Regions from separate parts of the Mus musculus genome. Here region 2 is linked to region 1. Evidence: chromatin loops called from intact Hi-C (ENCODE). Cell type or tissue: left cerebral cortex. All regions are shown on one strand. Links, peaks and the distances in the headings refer to the core of each region. The heading gives the core; the rest is flanking DNA. Region 1 holds the start of P2rx1 (purinergic receptor P2X, ligand-gated ion channel, 1). Region 2 holds the start of Gm34704 (a long non-coding RNA gene).

Region 1 (8,331 bases), core at 141-8,140:
ACCAGGTGTTCAACTTCCAGAGCCTTGGTTTCTGCATCTGTATAATGGGCATTCTAGCATCCACTTTATAGGGCCATAGTAAAGAAAAGGCCAGTGAACTCCATTGTGTAGAATTCTGACATGTGTTCTCTCCACCTGTACTAACAAAGCCTAGGGCCAAAAGATGTCTGTCCTTAAGAGTGAACCAGTGCAAGAGATGTGTGTGTGTGTGTGTGTGTGTGTGTGTGTGTTACTCGAATATCTGGAAGTGTGTGCATATGGAGGGGTGTGTGTGTATGTGTGTGTGGAGGCTGCAGGTCAACATGAGATGTCTTCCTCTCCCCATCTTTTTTTTTTTTTTTTTTTTTTTTTTTTGCAACAGGTGTTTTCATTGACCTTAGAGCACCACATTTGAGCTTGGCTGGCCCATGACCTCCAGGGATCTGCTGATCTCTACCAGTCCAGCATTGGGTTACAGATGTATGCTGCTGAGCCCCCATGAATGTTGGGAAGCCAAACTCAGTTCCTTGTGCTTGCACCGGCTGAGCCACCCCTATAGTCTCATGTGGTTGGCTCGATTCTGCAGGGTTATTATCAAGAAAAGAAAGTTGTGCCTTTGGTGGCACCTTGGGTCTTTCAGTACCTTCAGGTGGCCCTCTCTGCCATGCTGACTGAGAACAGGGCTGATGCCCAGACACAGGCCTGAGGGTGTATCTAACAAGCTATAAACCTGGCTTCTTGGGGATGGAGTGAGTGGGGGAAGAAGAGGAAAGAGCAGGAGGAGGAAGAGGAAACATAAAAGGAAAGAGGATAGGGAGAAAGAAGAAAAGGAGAAAGAAAGAGAAAGGAAGGGAGGAGGTGAAGTGGGGGAAGAAGAAGAGGAGTATGGGAGAGGGCGGCTGTGGCATGAAGCAACATACTGGACAATGACTGCCTTCCTTTTCCTTTCTTCTCTCCATCCTTTCTCTTCTCCCTCAATTGGAGCAGGTCCCTCTCTAGAATATGGCGTAAGCATCGTCGGGGCGGGCACAGAGATGGCTCAGTCTTAGCACCCACCCATTCCTATCACACACAATTCATTTCTGGGCCTACTGCTGTAACAGCTGCACGTGAAGTCAGCTGGGAGAGGGACATGCCCTTTTGTTTGGGGTCAGGGTAAGGTCACAGAGCCTGCTGAAGCTCTGACTCCTTAGGAAAAAAAAAGCGAAGGATGTGGTTCCCACCACCCTGGCTCAGTGGCGTCAGACAGTTGAGAGAGTTCCTACTGGAATGTCAGTGTGTGTGTGTGTGTGTGTGTGTGTGTGTGTGTGTGTTTTCTATTCAAGAGGTTGGGGCTGGTCCTGGGTGCTGGGAGGGGACATGCAGAAAGCAGCCCAGTTTGCATAAGGGTTCGGTGCCAGGCCCAGGGGCCATTCGCTCCCTGTTAGTAGCTCATGAGGAAGAAGATTCCTTATCAGCACTCAGCGTGGGTCGGCTTGGCCGGGGGTGCAGAGCAGTGAAGGTTACCAAGGAGACCTGTGCTTCAGGCTGGTTCTTCTAGTAGGCCAGGGTGAGAATGCTTCCCTCTGACCCTAGGTGCACAGTGTGAGCCAGCCTGATCAGGTTCTTGGGACCCTATGCTCAGGGTCTGCTTTACTATTGAGGAAGGCAAGGGTTGTATTGGACCTGAACCCTAATTCAACAGTGTATTTTAGTTCTCTGTCCTGGAGGTTTCTGGGACCGTCCCCCAAGGGCTTCTTCACTCTGGGGAAAGTGTTATGTTGTCCCACTTTACAAGAAGCAGACTTAGAAAAGCCAGACAATGCCCCCAAGCCCTCAACAAGTGACACAACTGCCTAATATCAGGCTTTCCAAGCTGGGTCTCAGAACTCCCTAGGGATAGGTGACCCTAGTCTCGTCTAGATGTCTACCTCCCTGTCTGTTCTGGTGGTAAGGATGGGATGGGAGTGGTGTCAGGAGTACAGTCAAGCAGGTCAGACAGAGGGAGAGCAAGGTTGCAGATAGAGATGCCAGCCTGAGGCTGAAGTTAATGGGTATAGACCAAGCTTGGACTTGAAGGGACTGACGAAGAGGGAGTGTCCAAGGGTAGCTCTAGGCTACAGGACTTGACATCAGTTCTGTTCATCTTCCTGCAGGTCCCCAGGACTGAACTGTCTACTCTGAGACTGTGGGGGTGGGGATGGAGGTAGAGTGTTGAGGGATTGTCCTGGCGAGACCCTTCAGTTCTGTCCTGTCAGGTTCCTGGAGTGGGGGTAGCCAGTAGCTTTATCTCTGGCCCTGTGGCTGGTGGCCATGGTGGTTTCCGGAGAGCAGCTCCTGTTTCCGGAGGCCCAGCAGGGCCCAGGCGGAGCCTTGAGGGGTAGTGGGGCTGGGCCTGGGTGGCCTCACTGGCTCCGCCTCTGTCTATCTTTGGGAATTTATTTCACGGGGCACCACTGGCCGGTACTCCACTGCCTGCCAGCAGTCAAAAGCTGCTCTGATCACCCTGGGTTTTTCCCTCCTAACCCAGATCCCACCAACGAACCTCCAACTCTGGCCCCACTTGGCCTGCTCTGTTCTTAAGGGGCTGGGAAGCCTCCAGCCACTCCACTGCTCTCTCTGTAGACACAGATGCTAGCCTGCCCTTGACCACAGAGGCCGTGCGGGGGGCTTGTCTCTGAGCCCCTTCTGGCCCACCATGGCTCGGCGGCTGCAGGATGAGCTGTCAGCCTTCTTCTTTGAGTATGACACTCCCCGGATGGTGCTGGTACGAAACAAGAAGGTGGGAGTCATTTTCCGTCTGATCCAGTTGGTGGTTCTGGTCTACGTCATTGGGTGAGTCTAAGTCCCCCTCCCAACACCTTTGGGCACCAGTCTTCTACATGTGCCAATCCTCAGAGCTCTGGGGTACCCTTCATCTCTCCAAGCACTGGAAAGCTCTCCTGGTGAGCCTCCATGCCTTAAGAAGGAATAGGCCCTGTTAACCTACTGTCAAGATGGAGACACCAATGCAGGATAGGACACGCTACTCTGGGTGCATGGTGACCAAGGGGCAACACCATTGTGGGTCCTGAGGACATTGTAAAAGGCCCCTTCTAGTGAGTGAGTGGCACGCCCTGCAAGAGCCCTTTTCACCTCCAACTTTCCTCATGCAACTGAAACAAAGCAATGCCTCATTTTACTCGCCAGAACATAGGCTCTGTTCCCGTCTCTCCAGTCAGAACAAAGGACAACCTGGGAAATCCAGGTCCCTGGGGGACTAAAAGACAATTGGATTCTGAACACTTAGCATCTTGATGGAGACACAGAGCAGGAAGTAGTCTCCATTCCCAAGTGTGACATCTCCTTCCCTGGCACAGGGTCAGAGCAGCACAGGTCTCCTTCAGCTATCTGGCTAGCCTGGGAACCATGCAAAGGCTAGCAGGCCAGGCAGGATCTTGTGTTTGCATGTGTGTTGTGTGGGCTAACATGGTATTCTATGACTGCCCATGTCCTATATATTTAGCCATGTACCGGTGGTTTTATATACCTGGTTGGCTACGCAAGCTTACAGCTGTGTCTCTGTCTGCCCTGGGTCTGAGGTAGCTGGGTACCAGAAGTGTCACATGTCAGGAGCATCATGCTTACTTACAGTCACACTAAAAAGAGCCTCTAGAGGCTATGAGATCAGTAAAAGGGTTGGGTCCTAATGGGAGCCTGAGAACGCCCAGTACCCCTGCCTGCCTGTGTTGTGTGGTTCTGAGGGCTCTGCAAATCCCCATTTGGGGGGACTGGGACTAAGAGCCCAAAGAGTTACTCATGTGGTACTAGCCTCTTGGGAGTATCTAGTTCCTAGAGTAGCCTTTCTTCTGCTCACTGATGCCCTAAGATTCAGAGCTAGTCAGGTGCAGCCAAAGCCAGGATCCTTCAGCTGCATTTCAGGCTATGTCTTGGTCACAAATCAAGTTGGTCAAGCTTAAGAGGAAGACTAAGGCCCATAGAGGAGCCCTGGAATTTCTAGGTCACTAGGCAAATCAACCCTGAACCTTTGCTCTGTCTCCTCATTTCCCACTCCCTACAAAGTTTCCAGGAAACTTTCTGATGGGTACCAGTAGCCTCCTGCTGAGCACAAGAGGGGCGTAAACGTCCACCATTAATTATTTGCTAGTTCCTCAGGAAGGAGAAGTCACTACTCAAGCCCAGCCTGTTTCTCACTTGGGGAGATCAAAATGGTTGTCCCTACTCAGGCCCCAGGGGCTCTCTACTTTATTTTCAGAACTGTGGCTAGGAGCAGTGTCTGACTGTCACAGGGACAGAACAAAAGGGATAGTCTACTGTCCCTACTGCCCCTTAGCCCTGATCTATACCTCCTGTGACAGGAACCTTACCCCATCCCTCTTTCCTTTCTTCTGGCCTGAAATGGTCTATCATTTTCAAATGTTTCAAATGTTTCTTGTTGGTGTGAGGGTGGGGGTATCAGAGGTGAGGGATGCAACTAGTCTTGCTAAAATTCCCAGTTCACACAGCAGAGCCAAAGGCAAGGTCTTCAGGTCCCCAAACCCAGGCTTCTCTGCCCACTAACTAGGGCGCTTACTAGCTCCAGCAATGGCACCTACTGTCTCTGTCGCCCTCATCTGGCCACTGCCAGATGCTACAATGACTCCTGCAGGTTAAACTCCTGAGCCTTGCTCCACTGTTACATAGGACAGCGGTTGGAGAGGACCTTTCCTTGTGAAGGGAAAGGGCTTCGCTATAAGGATCCTCCTCTTTCCTAGATGTTTGTCTGGTCCTGTGGGGGCTGCAGGGAAGTCGGGGGTGGGGGGGACGAGAGAGTCAGTCTCTGGGCACCAGACAAGGTGAAGCCCACATTGGGGACGGGCAGCATGGAGGTGGAGAGGGACACAAAGTCAAGCATTGGAACACAGTTCTGATGAAAGTGGCCTTAGACTTAGGCAGGCAGGCAGGCAGGCAGGCAGGCAGGCAGGCAGGCAGGCAGGCAGGCAGACAACAGACAAGAGGCTGAGATGCCAAGATCTGGAACAGGCTCAGAGGAGGAAAGTTAAGGCTTTGGACTCTATTGGTCATGTTCTTCCTGTACATTCAAGGCAAGTGGGGAAGAAGCCCTGGAAGATGGAGACTCTGCTGGCCTGGGTTAAGGTGATGTCACAGGTGAAATGCTCCAGTTGGAGGGATTGGGCTATGAGACAGACTGGTCTAGCCGTTCCTGCTGGAAAGCAGAGGGGACACAGGGTAAAAACTTCGTTAGGTGGGTTTAAGTGGGCTAGACTGGCCAGGTATGGAAGTACGAGTTTAACCCTAGCTAGTTAGAAGTAGGTGGATCTCTGTGAGCTTGAGGCAAGCTTGATCTACATAGTGAGTTGTAAGACTCTAAGGCAGCCAGGGTTACACAGTGAGACCCAGTCAAGGGGTGGGGGGTTGGGGGACAGCTGGATTTTGTGTTTGTTTGATTTTTGAGACAAGGTCTCTCTACATAGCCCTGGCTCTTCTGGAACTCACTTCGTTCTGGCTTCAAACTCACAGATATCTGCCTCTGTCTCTGCAACCCAAGTGCTAAGAATACATGTGTGAGCTACCATGTCTGGCTCTGGTTGAATGTTTTGTTTGGTGACTGGAACTTGCATGAGACTGACTTCAAATAATATCCACCCTTTTAATTAACTTTTTTAAGAAAGTAATCATTATTTTTTAAAGATTAGTTTATTTTATGTATATGAGTACACTGTCACTGACTTCAGACACACCATAAGAAGGCATCAGATCCCATTACAGATGTTTGTGAGCCACCATGTGGTTGCTGGGAATTGAACTCAGGACCTTTGGAAGAACAATCAGTAATCTTAACCACTGAACCATCTCTCCAAACCCTGAAAGGAATTATTTTTATTTTATGTTTATCAGTGTTTTGCCTGCATGTTTGTCTGTGACAGATCTTGGAGTAGTTGTGAGCTTTCATGTGGGTGCTGGGAATTGAACCTGGGTCTTCTGGAAGAGCAGTCAGTGCTCTTAACTGCTGAGCCATCTCTCCAGTCCCCTCTCTTAATTAACTTATCTTTCATTTATTTGTTGTTAGGAATTAAACCCAGGGTCTTGAGCATACTAATCGCACTTCCCAACCACTGAGTTTTTCTTTAATTTTCATAAACACACACACACGCACGCACACACACACCACAATTCTGACCCAATCAGGCATGGTGGTATTTACCTCTAATCCTAGCACTCAGTACCCAGAATATCATGAATTCATACATTCATGAATTCAAGGTTAGCCTGGACTACATGGTGAGTTCCAAGCCAGTTTGGAATACAGGATGATACTGTCTCAAATCAAGCAAAACCTCACAAGCATGTTGTCCTTATTATTCACAAGGTTGTATAATTACCACTTCTAATTACATTTCTATCATTCAAAAAATCATACATGCCAGGCGGTGGTGGTGCATGCCTTTAATCTCAGCACTTGGGAGGCAAAGGCAGGCGAATTTCTGAGTTGGAGGCCAGCCTGGTCTACAAAGTACAAAGTGAGTTCCAAGACAGCCAGGGTTACACAGAGAAACCCTGTCTCGAAAAACCAAAAAAAAAAAAAAAAAAAATCGCACACACACACACACACACACACACACACACACACACCCCTTCTCCTCACTGCTTGCCTATTCTGGGTATTTCCTATAAATAGAACCACATGCCATGTGCCTTTTTGTATCTGGCTTCTTTTTCCTGCTGTGTTGGTTGTGACATAAACCAATAACCCAATGCTTTTTATGGCTAAATAATATTCCCTGTGTTGATTCGCCACATCTTATTTATTAGAGTATCTGTGGTTGGACGTTTTAGGCTGTTTATACTTTTTGACTCCCATAAGCAATGCTGCCCTGAGTATTTGTAGACTAGTACTTTAGTGGATTTATTTTTTTCTGTAAGGTATACAGGTCAAGTGAAATCCCATATTTAAAAATTTGAGGAACTCCAGAGAGCTGTTTTCCAAACAGTCCCATTGCATCAGAGATGCCTATGAGATGTCTGGTGTGGAAGGTGGATGTGGGTCCCAGGTATATTGATTGCCTCTTTGGTAGCTGAGACAAAGCACCTGACAGGAGCAGCCGAAGGCAGAAGGGGTTTGACTCATGGTTTGAGGATCCAGTCTATCATGATGGTGAAGGCATGGTGGCGGTAGCTCTGACTGTGGTGGCAGGAACTGGGATGGCCAGTCTCCCCGGCCCTCAGTCAGGAAGCAATGAGAATGCCGGCTTGCTTTCCCCTTCGTATTCGGCTCACAGCATGGTGCTGCTCACATTCAGGGTGGGCATCCCCAGCTAAGTTAAACCTTCCTCACTGGGGATGTAGCTCAGCTGAGATAGTATCTGCATAGCATGCACCACGAAGCCCTGGAGTCCATCCCCAGGACACATAAACGTAGGTGGATTTGCATCCCTGTGTGCAGGTAGAGGCAGGAGTTCAAGGTCATCTTCAGCTACACAGAGAGTTTAAGGCCAAGCAGGGATGTTTGAAACTTTGTTTCAAATGGTCCAAACAACAAAGTCAACTTCCTCTTCAAAAAAAAAAATTAGCTTATTGCTTTTACATTAAGCCTCCTCCAAGTTCTCAGGACAGAGACAGAATGAAGTTAGGTTCTTTGCCAGCGTATAACAGAAATGACCCAGATGGCCTAGTTCCCAAATGAGCTTGTATTTCCCTGTGAGACCTCATGATCTTGGTCCCCACGGGCTGTATTTCTCTTAGCATTCTTATCCTCTATATTCTCACCAGAATGGCCTATTAAGCTCTGATTACAGCATCCAAGGGCTTCTGTAGCCCACAGCTCCTTCCACAGACCAGTTTCAAAGGCCTAAGCTGTACATGGTCAGCCGTATCTAAGCAATGGCCCCATTCCTCAGTATTCAGATCTGCACTGGGAAAGGTCCTCTATAGGAACAACACTGACAGAATGTATGTGTGGCATAGAAGAGGAGTCACTAGATGGACTTACACAATAGATAGGGGCCAGGTAGTTTAACTACAGCTCTCTGCATGCTGGAGGGGGCAGAAAGCCTGGTAGCAGATCAGTCCATGAAGCTGGATATCTCAGGAGTCCCAATATGGTACCGGAGGCCTGGAAGATTCCTAAAGAGTCACTAATTCTCGGCTCACATTGGAAGACCAAAGAAGGTAGGGCCCGATGTCAGCAGAGGATGTCAGTTGCAGCAATAGCACACACTCTAGGAGGAAGTGAAGGCAGACAGGCCACACTGCTTTTTCTCTGACTTCTTTACCTCTGGGCCTGTTGGAAGGTATTGCTCACTCTGAGTTAACTTGCCCTCTCGGTTAATCCTCTGTGTGCAGGCCCTGAGGTGAGTCTGCTTGGTGATTCCA
Region 2 (8,331 bases), core at 18-8,017, 60 kb before region 1:
GGAAAAGACTAGCTTCCAGGCAGCTAGGAAGAGGGTCTTAAAGCCCACACCCACAGTGATACACCTACTCCAAGGCAACACCTCCAGACAGTGCCACTCCCTGGCCCAAACAGTCAAACCACTACATTCTGCTCCCTGGCCCCCAGAGACTTGCTCAAACATATGAGTCTATGAGGGCCATACCTACACATGGAATAATGCAAAATACATTTAGTCCTACTTCCAAAGCCTCCATAGTCTATAGCAGTCTCAACAATGTCCAAAGTCCAAAGTTCAAAGTCTCTTCTGAGATTCATCTAATCACTTAACTGTCATCCCCAAAGAAAGACAGGGAACCAGCTGGGCAAACGTCAAACTCTGCATCTCCATGTCTGATGTCCAAGCAGTCTCCAGATCTCCAACTCCTTTTTCATTTTTGTTGACTGCAACAAACGTCTTTCTCCTGGGCTGGTTGCACTCCCTGTTGGCAGCTTTCCTTGGCTAGTATCCCATTGCTCTGGCATCTTTAATATCTTGGGGTATCCAAGTAAACTTCAACTTTACAGCTCCTTGTTCCAATGTCTGGGATCTACCCATGATCTCCTGGACTCCTCCAAAGGGCGCAGGTCACTTCTCCAGCTCTGCCCTCTGTAGCATTCTAGGCTCTGGTTGACCTACTCCACTGCTGCTGCTGTTCTTGGTGATCATCCCATAGTGCTGGCATCTCCAATACACTGGGGTCTTTTGCTGCAACTAGGCTTCACCAATAGCCTCTCATAGGTTTTCTTTATGGTGCCAAACCTCAGCTTCTTTGCATGACCCCTTCAGTCCTGGGCCATCAACTGCAATTCAGACTGTACCTTCACCAATGACCTTCCATGGCCATTCACAGTGCCAAGCCTCAGCTATTCTTCATAACACCTTCATGCCTTCAAAGCCAGTACCACCTGGGTGACTCTTACACATTACCAAGTCCAGGTGCAACAAGAGGTACAACCTTGGCTATCTCTGTGATCTCAGAAAACACTTCCCAGAAGATTTCACCCCAGTGATGCTGGTCTCCTCCTAATCACCACTAATTCCTTAGCTCCTGCTACCTAGGATCAATTGTCCCAGGAGTCCCTTCTATTTTTTTACTCTAAAGCCAGTGCCACATATTCAAAACTTCTGAGTTCTGTTGTCTAAGCCTTACTATCTTGAACCTTGTACTCAGTAGATTGACCTTGAACTCAGAGATCTGCATTCCTGTCTCCTGGGATTAAAGGTGTGTGCCACCATGCCTGGACCTAAATTTAGCTGGGTAGGATCTTGCCCCAAAGCCCCACTCCCTTAATCTGTTATGTCCTAGAACACAAGCTTCAGGTCCATTCTACTTCCTGATGTCGCTTCAATACTTAAACCACATATTTTGTATTTTTCCTTTCTCAGCTTGCTCCTTTTCAACTTTTGTCTTCTAGACTCAGGATTAGATTCACAGGGGTGCCCTAAAATTCTGGATTGTAGTTCATTCCAGATATAGTCAAGTTGACAACCATGAATGACCATTAAACTGCCATCCTTTTTTAAAAAAAATATTTATTTTATATATATGAGTACACTGTCACTGTCTTCAGACACACAAGAAGAGAGCATCGGATCCCATTACAGATGGTGATGAGCCACTATGTGGTTGCTGGGAATTGAACTCAAGACAGTCAGTGCTCTTAACAGCTGAGCCATCTCTCCAGTTCTACACTGCCATCTTTGAAGGAATAAACTATAAACAAATACCATGAGCCAGGTAGTGGTGGCCTCACACCTTTAATCCCAGCACTCGGGAGGCAGAGGAAGGCGGATTTCTGAGTTTGAGGCCAGCCTGGTCTACAAAGTGAGTTCCAGGACAGCCAGGATAGTTTTCACTATACAGAGAAAAACCCTGTTTTGAAAAACCAAAGAAGAAGAAGAAGAAGAAGAAGAAGAAGAAGAAGAAGAAGAAGAAGAAGAAGAAGAAGAAGAAGAAGAAGAAGAGATGAAACAAGAAAGACTAGCTATGAACAGCTAACTGTATGATAAGAAAATAGAAAATATATAAAATGGGCAGATTTTTTTTTTCTTTTGGTGTTTTTGAGTCAGAGTTTCTCTGTGTAGCCCTGGCTGTCCTGGAACTCACTTTGTAGACCAGGCTGGCCTCGAACTCAGAAATCTGCCTGCCTCTGCCTCCCGAGTGCTGGGGTTAAAGGCGTGCGCCATCATGCCTCGCTGGGCAGATTTTTAAAAGACAATTCTGATGCTTTCAGGAGCTGAAACATGGCCTCCTTGTTAAATTGACTGGGAAAGAAATAGGAGTCTATATCAATCTACAGCAAGTAAAGAGACTGAAATAGTCATCCAACCACATACCTACCACCACCACCACATAACAGCAATGGGGGATTCTAACAGACCAGTAGGAGAAAGTTGACCCCACAGCTTCACAGACTCTTCCAAAAGCAGGAGAGCAGGAGAGCAGCACTTCCCACTTAGCCTTCTTAGGCCAATGTTAGATACCCAAGCCAGAAATCCCCACAAGTAAAACAAAAACAAAAAACTGTAGCCCACATCTCTGTTCATATGGTTACTAAAATCCCAGCAAACTAGGTCTAATTCATAAAACTCTACCCTGAGACCAAGGTCGGTGAGATTCGCCACAGGAATTCAAGGTGGGCTCAGTATCTACTCAATCAACCCTGTTCTAACACACTGCATCTACACAGCAAGAACAAAAACCCCGTTCCTCTCAAAAGACAAAGCTTTTGGCAAAATGTTCTTTCATGCTAAAGTCAGCGAGGAGGACCAGAGGGCAGGTCCTCAACTTGATGCAGTGATCTAGGAAACCCCACCAACACCTCACTTACTGAAAAAATGGTAGAAAATAGGGGTTCCCCTAAATCAGCAGCAGCTGCAGCAGGTGTAGCTTCATCCTTCTACCTGGCGTTGCACCGAAGGGTCCAGCCAGGAGAGCTAGACATGAAACCAAGAGTCTATAGTAGCTCCGGGTTTGGAAAGGAAGAAGTAAACTGATCAAAAACCCCAGTAAAACACAAATTTCATCTGAGTTGCAGGCTACAAAGTTAAAGATCTAGCAGAAGTGAGCATATGTGCGCATGCGCAGGAGACACACCTTCACTAGGAGAGGCTACAGTATCAGGAGTGTGAAGGCAGCTGGGCACCTTACTGCAACTCCATCTCAAAACAATAACACCACACACACACACACACACACACACACACACACACACACACACACACACCACTGAGGAGTAAATTATTGGAAGAAGGGCAAACTTCATAGTGTGAATACACAGTGCGACAGAAAGAAACGAGATGGGAGAAACTGATGGACGGACAGAGGGCCATGGGAGCACTGACCATGGGCATTTGTCAGAATGTTGTCACTCTGCACTTCAACCTACACAGGGAAAACTCACCCGCGGGCTTTTTGGTGCTTAGGAGTCACTGTTTATCTCAGTTCCTGTCCGGCAGGAATCCCCACAGTTTAGCTGCTTCCTGCAGCTCGAGGTCTCACGTGGGTTCCAGGCATTTCAAGATCTGATCAGAGCAAAAAGATCCACTGGCTGCCATGCAATTGATTGTCAGGCTTTGTTTCCTTGCCGGCTGTTAGCCTGAAGCCCTCAGGTCTTTCCTATGTCTGCCAGATTCCTTCCCCCCACCCCCATCCATTCAAGCTGGGGCTTGCCTGCCCCAGCAGGAGCCATCCAAGAGAGAGCCTGGGTTGTGCTTGTTACTGTTTTATTTTGTTTGGAGACAGGGTCTCACTATGCATCTCTGACTGGCCTGGGACTCACTCTGTAATTCAGACCGGCTTAGAGCTCACAGAGATCTGCCTCTACCTCCCAAGTGCTAGGATTAAGGGTGTGTACCACCATGCTGGCGAACGTTTCTACAAGGAGTTTCGTTTCGTTTTGGCTTTGCTACAGAGTTTCTATAACCCAGTTTCAGAAGGTCATCTCCTTGCTGGTGCCTGGTCGCTCACTCTAAGCAAGTCTCGCAACCCTCTCCTACATAAGGGGAAGGGATTACAAATATCTTGAATTCCGGACGGCCTGCAAGGATCACAGTCACCCTGGAGACTGTCATGGATGACAGCCTGTTATTCCCCTCCTCACCACCAGGGTGGCAAAATACTCTGCTGCAGGCGTATGGCTTCATTTGCTATGTCAGCATCTTCTTATTGAGCTATAAGCGCCACATACACACAGGTAATGGGCCACTTAACCAAACAGTAGTTGAATGGATAGCTTTACACACACACACAGTTACATTTTTGCTTATTATATGTGTGCAGTTGTATTATGTACACACACACACACACCGCATGACACACATGTAGAAATCAGAGGACATCTTCTAGGAACTGACTCCTTCCTTCCATGATAGTGGTCTCAGGGATAGAACTTGAGTCACCCAGGCTTGGCAGCAAGTACCTTTACCCACTGAGCCATCTTACTGGCCCTGAAATTATTTTTTTAAATTAAATTATATATTTTTTACAGTGATGAGGAGTACACCCAGGGCCTCACACACAATCAACGTCCCTCTACCGCTGAGCTGCATCCCATCCCTAAAAATGCTGATTTCTGAACACACAGTGAAAACGCCTGGTAGCTTAGGTAAGAAGGTGTGGCGTGCTTTGTAGTTTGATATTTGTCTGCTTGTTTTGCTGTTTTGAGATCTAATGTTAAGAGAATGTCACTCCACGAGACCACCTTAATCCTTTCATGAGGATATATCCTCCTCCAACCTCTTACACTATACGCTGAGGACCAAGCCTCCTTGTGAATTCTCTGGGCAGGGGTGTGGGAGGAGTCATGCTGAAACGCACCACATGTGCGGCATTATGCTCAACACTTGCAGAGTACTAGCACACTTCATCTAGTATTTAATGTGGCTATTTTCAGAGTTTTCTGCATTACAAAAGGCATCTCAGTACCATGGACAATTATTCCACGGATAAATTCCCATGGGGGAGGGGTGGTATAAAGTGCTTGCCCCTCTCAGGCTCTGAACACCTGGCCAGTGCCACTCCAGAGGGGACAGGACACCCAGCTCCTCCCTGCTGCCCAGCTGTGTTTGAATCTGTCCTGGTTCTCCAGCCATACCAATCTGGTCTTCTTAGTCTTTGTGTTGCTTTGTCATACGTTTCTTGGATGACTTACACAAATGAACATTTGTTGCTTGCTTAGGGGTGATTTGTGGTTTGGTTTTTTTTTTTTTTTTTTTTTTTCTTATGGAATTGTTGGCATCTGGCTCTTTTCCTCTCCCCCACTGGCAGGCTGATTCTAATCTTATTGATCTGTACGGGCTCTTTATACACTATGAAAATACGAAAAGCAAGCCATTGTGTATGTTACAAATGTCTCTTCCAATTTTGTCCTCTGTCTTTTATTCATTATCTTAGAAAATATTTTTTTCATAGAAATTTCAGTTATGAAAATAGCATTTGCTTGCAGTGAGGAGTTCACACAGCACAGAGAGATAAGAGCAGAACACAAAGGCCTTTCTCCCTACCTTCATGTTCTTTCCTCAAAATGACCACTCCAAGTCAGGGAAGATGGTCCATACCTAGAATCTGAGGCTAAAGCAGGAGAGTGGAAGCTTGGGACCAGTCTAGGCCACCCACTGCCATTAGCAAGCACATTAGAGACCACAAGACAAAGAAACTGAATCAAGCAACCGTGAGTCCCATGTTCCTGTCCCATCTGCTCCACCATGCTTAAACCAAGAGCTGACGCTGCAAAATCTCTTCACCTGCCATAGCAGACTCCAGAACTGTGAACTAATACGAACCTCTTTTCTTAATAAGCTACCAGTCTCAGATATTCTGTTATAGCAACAGAAAATGGACTAAGACAGTATTCACCTATTGATATGGGGAAAGTCCACCAAACCCTACAGAATGAAAAATCTATAATAATATCCACATCCTGATCTGGGGTAAGAATAAAATAGACTAAACCTGAGAAAACATGTAGTAACATTTAGCATTGGTTATTCCTGGTAATGAGTGAGATTACAGACATTTTATCCTTTTATCTGCATTTAAAGCCCTTCTATAGTAAATATGTTGTGCCTATAGTAATAAAAGGTAAATAAAAAGTTTTTTTTTTAAACTTTCTATTGTGAGATTTGCCTTTTTCAAGTTTTGTTTTTGCCGTTGTCCAGGATTTGGCTTTCTGCACTGCAGGCTGGACGATGTGGCCATTTCCTGCTGGAAGGGTTGTTTTTTTCCAGGTTGCCTGAGAGGCTGAAGGTTTGGAACAAACAGGAGCTGCCCACTTCTTAGCCGGGCAGCCCCCTAGGTCTGAGTCACACGCAGCCCTGGATTGCCGGCCTCACACGCTCGCCCTGTGGCCCATGCAGGCCTCGTGCCCCGCTCCAAGCTGAGTGGAGCCTCCAGGCCTGTGCACGTGAGAGGCCATTTCTGAGATGGAGCTTCCGGGGGCGAGTCTGCAGGCCTACAAGCGCCTAAGGCCAGAGAGCACCAGCATGTTTTCTTCAGCCTCTCTGACAGTTGCATGAGTTAAGATGGCCTCATTTTCGCTCATCAGATGTTAGAGCATCTCATTGAGTTTCTCTCATTTACCGCCAAAGAGACCTAACTAATAGAGCTTGGAGCCAGGTCTCCTGGGAGGTCCACAGGTAACCTTGCTCTGCTGTGAAGAATGGAAGCCACTGCTCAGCCAGCTCCTGACGCCAGGCTGGGCACAGCCTGGGCTATAGTTCCCAAGCAGTGGGCCAGTCTTGCTGATCTTTCCCTGTGCAAAGTCCCTAAAGACTTTCTAAAGTCCCCCATGCAAATCTCTCCCTGTAAGAAGAGCAAGCTGTGGGACTTAATTCGGGGGGAAGTGCTTAGCGTCTGCTTCCAAACGTCTTAATGTTTCTCCTATGGAAGAACATTCATGTACCTTTTGCCTCCTCTGCCAATACGCTGCAATGTTTAAAGAATGTTTTCTCAAGTCCCGTGTCATGGTGCACACCTGTAATCCCAACACTAGGAGGCTAAGGAAAGAATACACACACACACACACACACACACACATACACATATATATATATGCCTTTTCCTAGAACTAGAAACTGAATTCTTATCAAATATATGAATTGTAGATAGCTCCTCCTCCCATTCTGAGCCTGTCTTTCTTTTACTTGCTTAATAGTGTCTTTTTAAAAAAAGTTGTACCCAAAGATGACCTTGAACTTTAGATCCTTCTGCCTCTATCTCCAGGACTCTGGGATTAAAGTCCTGAGCCTACACACCTTCTTTAAGCAGTTCTGGGGAATCAAAACCAGGGCTTTGTGTACTCTGACAATTGAGCTACATTCCCAGCCCTCGATAATGGCGTTTTTAAAAAAAAAGATTTGTTTGTTTGTTTGTTATGCATATGAGTAAACTGTAGCTGCCTTCAGACATACCAGAAGAGGGCATCCATCGTATCCCATTATAGATCTACCATGTGGTTGCTGGGAATTGAACTCAGGACCTCTGGAAGAGCAGTTAGTGCTCTTAACCACTGAACCACTTCTCCAGCCCAATAATGTCTTTTGATACAAAGAAATTTTAATTTTAGAGTAATTCCAGTTTATATAGTTTTTCGTTTGTGGCAAGTGACTTCTGTGTCCTTTGAAATCATTGTCAAAGTGAAGGTCTTGGAGATCATTTTCCACAGCTTTGAGAAAAAGGAATATCCTGAGACTGGAGATACCAAAGCAAGAGAGGAAATAAATGGGAAACAGAGAGGGAGACCAGGATAGGCAACCTGGCTGAGAGGTGTGCCCACCACCTCCCAGTGGTCACAAGGGTCACTACCCCCAAGAACCCAGAGCCTGGAAGTGGGGTGGGGCAGAAACAGGAGAACCCTGGCACCTAGGGCCCCCTCACACACTCCTGAATGACCCTCAAGGACAGCGACCCCAAAGGGTGACAATGACTGGATGCCTGGTCTCAATTTGCTATCTGTACCTCTGAGCCCCTGACAAATTGTCAAAGGAGGAACCGTCAGGAGGCACCTCTCACAGCCTGCATGGTAAATTCCTGCTGCCATCACATGCCCAGGAGACTCTAGGAGCAGTGGGCATCTGCAGTGCTTGCTGATGGTATCTAACCGTTCGTACTTTTAGGTTTCTCACTCTGAGATACATGCACTTGTGGGAGAAACCAGTGAAGCTCCACATTCACACGGTGGCTTTAATCCCTTCTCTGTTCCCACTGCAGGACAGGAAGCTGAGGGCGAAGGCCACACTATTGCTTTGACCTGAACATGGCCAGGCTGTGCTTGGCTTGCAGCCGGTTTGGGCAGGAAACACTTGTTGCTG

What was found. Hi-C counts contacts between places; a loop is a spot of excess contacts. Peaks named below come from ENCODE experiments on the same cell type or tissue, not always from the same donor. Only the 100,000 strongest peaks of a DNase experiment are listed, where the experiment ranks them.
Region 2: a loop joins it to region 1, with 2.5 times the contacts of the local background. A loop is called at or near these places in 4 of 42 quality-filtered maps.

The regions. Positions count from the first base shown.
Region 1 is chr11:72,996,659-73,004,989 of GRCm38, forward strand. P2rx1 (purinergic receptor P2X, ligand-gated ion channel, 1) reads left to right here and starts at 2,487. Exons shown (of 12, transcript NM_008771.3): 1 at 2,487-2,793. The coding sequence starts at 2,657. In left cerebral cortex, for the core only: CTCF peaks have their summits at 2,377 and 4,578 (motif pointing left); DNase peaks (open chromatin) are centred at 2,311 and 4,567.
Region 2 is chr11:72,936,919-72,945,249 of GRCm38, forward strand. Gm34704 (a long non-coding RNA gene) reads right to left here and starts at 3,636. Exons shown (of 6, transcript XR_879998.1): 1 at 3,426-3,636. In left cerebral cortex, for the core only: a CTCF peak has its summit at 4,133; a DNase peak (open chromatin) is centred at 4,102; H3K4me3 peaks cover 501 bases.